Linked DNA regions of Homo sapiens: region 2 is linked to region 1. Evidence: chromatin contacts called from ENCODE Hi-C or POLR2A ChIA-PET data. All regions are on one chromosome and are shown on one strand. The core of a region is the stretch at or near the end of the contact, and the rest is flanking DNA. Distances in the headings are between cores, read along the strand shown.

What was found. Hi-C counts contacts between places; a loop is a spot of excess contacts on that map. ChIA-PET counts read pairs that join two places held with the same protein, here RNA polymerase II (POLR2A). Pooled maps may share reads with other maps.
Region 2: a loop to region 1 is called in a map with no recorded cell type, with 4 times the contacts of the local background. The contact joins two enhancer-like sites. A Hi-C loop is called at or near these places in 1 of 168 maps with a recorded cell type or tissue (endothelial cell of hepatic sinusoid), 7 of 37 single-sample maps with no recorded cell type and 5 of 50 pooled maps. POLR2A ChIA-PET finds 5 or more read pairs at or near these places in 7 of 52 experiments (B cell, GM12878, PC-9 and 4 more).

What each region holds. Positions count from the first base shown.
Region 1 is chr4:48,211,059-48,213,805 of GRCh38, forward strand. All of the region lies in intron 2 of TEC (tec protein tyrosine kinase), which reads right to left. Among named protein-coding and RNA genes, the nearest start is that of TEC, 57 kb to the right of the region's middle. RefSeq lists enhancers at 772-831, 1,362-1,421, 1,442-1,491. Within about 2 kb of position 1,258, at least 3 of the 41 ENCODE cell types and tissues checked have a DNase peak (open chromatin) inside an H3K27ac peak, as active enhancers do; they include GM12878, where a contact is called at or near this core.
Region 2 is chr4:48,172,110-48,174,949 of GRCh38, forward strand. The region is part of intron 3 of TEC (tec protein tyrosine kinase); the gene reads right to left. Among named protein-coding and RNA genes, the nearest start is that of TXK, 39 kb to the left of the region's middle. Within about 2 kb of position 1,427, at least 6 of the 41 ENCODE cell types and tissues checked have a DNase peak (open chromatin) inside an H3K27ac peak, as active enhancers do; they include GM12878, where a contact is called at or near this core.

The sequences.
Region 1 (2,747 bases), core at 8-2,507:
AAAGGTGAGACACAGAGAGATTAAGTAATTTGTCCTAGGTCATGCAATTAATAAGTAACAGATTTAGAATTTGAACCCAGATAATCTGGCACAAGAGTCCATCCTCTTAGTCTCTCACTCCCTAACTTCACAGAAATTCTGTAAACTCAGAGATGGACCTAGACCACAGCTAAAGTTTCCTACAACTAAGAAGGAACAGAATACAGCTGATAAGCTGATTCTAGAACTTCAAGAAATATATTATCTCATCCAGTGAATTTTGGTCTTGTTTCCTGCAGATATTTTCATCAGAACACCTATCATTAGAAAGTGATTGTGAAGTCTGAAAATAAAAAAATCACTCTGAGGTTCAAAAAAAATTTTTTTAATTATATCTGATCATTAGCATCAAGCTGCTCATCATTTTCCAAGAAAATTCAAAGTTTTACTATTTATCCTTATATTGTACTACAATCAGTCCTAGTCAGGATAAGTTAACCCAAAAATGAGCTTACTTTACTATTTTCTAAAGTGTTAAACTAAATTACAAATATATTGCAGTAAATGTCCAGGAGTCTTCAACTGTGACAGTTTCTCTGCTGTTGAGATAGACAATGAACGTGAATAAATTCATCTTTGAGTCACTTGTGAGTTTTCTTTAAGAAGAATCACTTAAAGTATATATGAAATGTACCATTTAACAAAACTCACTTTAAAGTTCTTGAGCCTTACCACCTAAGCATAACCCTTTTCAGCTTCTTTAATATAAGCATTCACAGGCTGGGCACAGTGGCTCATGCCTGTAATCCCAGCACTTTGGGAGGCCGAGGTAGGTGGATTGTCTGAGCTCAGGAGTTTGAGACCAGCCTGGGCAACACGGTAAAACCCCATCTCTACTAAAAATACAAAAACTTAGCCAGGCGTGGTGGCACGCACCTGTAGTCCCATCTACTCAGGAGGTTGAGTCATGAGAATCACTTGAACCCCGGAGGCGGAGGCTACAGCAAGCAGAGATCATGCCACTGCACTCTAGCTTGGGTGACAGAGTGAGACTCTGTCTCAAAAAAAAAAAAATATATATATATATATATATATGTATATAAAAGCATTCACAGAAATATTTTTTTTCTGCTGGTCTCTCTTTTCTGCACAATTCTAATTTACTTAAATGCACAGGGTTCCTAACACCTCACAGGGGTACAGTGCGGAAAAAAACAAACATAAATGAACCACTGGTAAAAGAACACCCGTTGCAAGGTTTGTTATCTATACAGCCAAAGAAGGGAAGGAGGAAGGAAACATATGAATAGAGGTGGTCAGTGAAGTTACTGTTTAAGGAAGTCCCCCTTTGTGGGAAGTAGAACAGTGTGGTTTAACAGTACACTCGCCCGAAAGATAAGACATCTTGGTTCGCCTCCTCAGATGGGATGTCACTTCAGAGAACACTGTCCCCTAGTTTCTTCACTTGTAAAATAGTCCGTGGGCAAATCTGTGGGTTGTTTACAGTTATACTTTATGGGGCACTGAAGACAACAGAACAATGCAAGTATGTATACAAAACACTGATATTTCTGTGGGATCTGTGCTATGTAAAATGTAAGAACAGGAGGAAACCTTGAAATCCTCTAGGCACAACTGCCCCATATTACACTTGGAAACCCAATGTCCAGTGAAGTTGAGAGTCCCGTGGGCAAGTGCAAACAACGGTGGCACACAAGGTAAGAACGCCAGGTCTCAAGAGACCCCCTTCATAGCACAGCAGAGGTAGCATAACAAAGTATGTCATTATGAACCCACAGAGGTAGAACTATAGCTTAATCAGATTGTAAGCTTAATGAGGCCAGAACCATTCATCTTTTAATTACTCCATCCCTAGCACTGGGTACACACTCACTAAATCTTTGTTGTACAAGTGATGAAGAAAGTAAAACAAATGAGCTGAGTCCCATATTACAAATAAAAGATACTTCTACCAGGAAATTATAAACATATTCCTCTCAAAGGCACAAAATTTATATTTTACAATCTTATGAGTAAGGAATTACACCTATCCATGTGACTTTCGTAGTCGCAAATAAAATTAACAGCAATGCCTATGTGATTGCTTGGAATAAAGATAGAATAAGAAACATGTCATCTAACTAGGTAATGGGGAAAAATTCCTTTCCAATAATCTATTAAAAATCATTTTGCAATTTCACCTCAGTCTCTTGCTTACTCGTTTAATTTTATTTAACAAACAATATTGCACATATTTTGTAGTATTTTCTTTTCAGGGGCTTACCAATGTAGAATCATGCGAAACTTTGAGAAAGTTTTCTAATATGAAAAGTAAAAAAGGTAAATGAAGAGCTTTGGTAAGAAGACCAAAATGGTATTTTTATCTGAAGTAGTAATCAGTGAACATTAATATTTATTTATCTCAGAAGTACAGTATATTCACAAAACTAAAAGGTAATAACATCAGAAGTCCTCCTAAAAAAGTAATAATAGAATTAATTGCTGAGTAACACAAGTGTTTCTAAGCTCCTTTCTGCATATAATTTTCTACACGTACCTGACCAGCATCAACCTATGGCTAACAGTTGGTGTGTCTGAAATAGTTTTAGAAACAACTCAAAATGTAGTATCACTTTCTTAAATTGTCATGTGATTTCTTTTGACAGTTGATAACTTTGTTTATAATAATGTCCACATCTAGTTTGGGGGAGAGATTAATACTAATAAATACTGAATTAAAACATACCCTTGTTTTAGATTTTTTTTAA
Region 2 (2,840 bases), core at 177-2,676, 39 kb before region 1:
GCCCAGCCTCTTAATCACAGTGCCTCACTTAGAGGTAGTCCTTGGTGGGCAATTAGACAGTCTTATTTTTAACATTTCTAATATTATTAATAAGATAACCCTGGGAAACTAAGCCAGAAATTTTTTCATTTTATTCTTCATGGTCAGTCACAAGGCAGAAATCTGTTTAGACTGGCTAAAAAGTTAATACATGGCTAGAAACCTCCCTTTGTCACGTCCACACCCACTGGATTGAAAACCAAATAGCTCTTTCATTGATAAATGGTTATCACTGACCATATTCAATAGAGAATTCCTTCTTATTCATTTAAATCAAAGGAATGTACTTTTTTTTTTTTTCTTAGAGATGGGGTCTTGCTCTGTTGCCCATGCTGGATGGCAGGGGTGGAATTACAGCTCACTACAACCTGGAACCCCCTCGGCTCAAGTGATCTTCCCACCTGAGCCTCCAAAGTGCTAGGATTACAGGTGTGAGAGCCACGGTAACCAGCCAGAAATGCACTGTAATAGTAATGTGAACACCATAGAACAAATGATGCTATATACCATTCGCACCTTGCTGGAACTGCATAAGACACAAAAATGAATCGGACATGAAGCCTGTTTCTAAGACAAATATAGAAATACCTTATTACAAGACAGAAAGTGAGCCATGATATCAGAGCGATAAAGTGCTAAAGGAGATGTGAAGAGATGTGTTTCCTCATTTGCTCCATGATTTTCACATTTATGCAGGCTTGCCCACACAACCAACTCTGTACAGAAGGAACTATGCACCGTGAACTAGTCATTCTGAATTGACATTGAGATGTCTGGAAAAGACTGCTAGGGCCTTGGACCTTCCAGAAACCTGTGGTGTATTGTAATAACAATTTAATTTATTATAATAATTTACTGAGTCCCCACAATTGGGCTAAGCACTTTATATGCACTGCCTCATATCATCCATACAGCAATCCAGTTCTTTCTTAGTGTTAGAATCCTCTTTTTTCAAATGACAAAACCAAAGTGGCTGAGGTTAAGTCATATGAGTAGGATATTTAACCCCCAAATATCCCTTGACTATTCCCCTCCTGGAATCTGCCTTTCCAGACTCCAAGCAGTCTAACTTCCCCACAAAACTCATCTCGTGTCAGTACCGTGAGCCTGTGAAACTTCCTTAAAGTTTGTTAGACTAGCTAACCGCCTCCCCCCACCAAAAAAAACCTAATCCAAATTCAGAGTTTCGATAACTAAAACTAGCTTGATATATTACCTAGCTAACTTGGGGCATTTGTATTTCTACGAGAAGTTTCTAGGAATAGCACCCTGTTTTGGCATCTCAGGCTGAAGAGGTATTTGTGGGCCAGTATCTCCCTGAGCAAACCTCAGATCACACAATGTTGGCCTCTTGGGGAGAAGGATCCAGGGAGCTGTGTTTCTCTCTGCCTTAATTCTTGTGCTGAGTCATCCTACCACAGCAGAGGCTGTTGGGAGGGAAGAGCTTTGCAAACTTCAAGTGCAGAAACCATTTAAACAAGGAGGGAATACTCTCCCTCAGTAACACTACCCACTGGTAGTTACCCACCCTCCTATTTATATCTTCCATCCACTCATTCATTTATTCCATAGACTTAATAGTGTGGTGTAGGAGAAACAGCACAGACAAAAGGTAGACAGATCTGGGTTTGAAGCCCAGGGAAGACATGCCAGCTCCTGGGGATCTCCCAGCTGCCATCAGAATGACTCATCTAGAAAAGCATGAAGGAGCAACCATCCCATCTAGGCAGCTGGTGTGGATTCCCCACCATTCTCTCCATCCGTCCTACTTTCTTCTCCCAGTGTCTTTTGAAAATGTCTACTTCTACTTTTATTGTTTTCACTTTGCATCTGAACCTAATGTAAAATTTCACTATGAAAATGTGAAACTAGGATCTATACTTTCTTAGTTATACTTAAGTTATAATAAGAGAGGGTATTTTTCACCTTTTAAATCATGCTGCTTTAAATTGTATAAAGCTCAAGCTTATCCCTTCTTGATTAATTTTTCAGATTGTTTTCAAACTTTTCTCATATTTATTCATCTCAACAATTTTAGTAGTTCAGGGATGGAATGCGTTCTGTTCTACTTGTATTATCATTCTTAAAAGCAACCCAAAACTTGCAGAGTGAATCTCTCTTTCTTGGACAGCAAAAATCCTAATGCTGGGTCCAGAATCATGACAGCCACAGCTCCCCAATGCTGTCAATCCCTAGCATGTCTAATAGCCATCAAAGCTGTGGTAGGAGGCCCGGTGCAGTGGCTCACGACTGTAATCTCAGTACTTTGGGAGGCTGAGGCAGGCAGATCACTTGAGGCCAGGAGTTCGAGACCAGCCTGGCCAACATGGTGAAACCCTGTCTCTACTAAAAATACAAAAATTAGCCAGGCATGGTGGTATATGCCTATAATCCCAGCTACTTGGGTGGCTGAGGCATGAGAATCGCTTGAACCTGGGAAGTGGAGGTCTCAGTGAGCTGAGATCATACCACTGCACTCCAGCCTGGGTGACAAAGGAAGACTCCATCTCAAAGGAAAAAAAAAAAAAGAAGTGTGGTAGGAATGGTTCTCTGCTAAATTTCCATTATATATGCATTAAACATACTTAAGAAGAAGGTTTAAATTTATCTTACTTCTAGATCCAGGTGGTAGGTGTAATATTAGGTGTAATATTAATAGCAGCAGCAGTAGTAAGAGAATAGCAATAGTAATAATAGCAACTACCACTTACCTTGCTCTGATTATATGTCAAAGCTATTTATATATCACATCAGTTAATCCTCACAACAACCCCATGAAATGAGTACTATTATTGTTATTA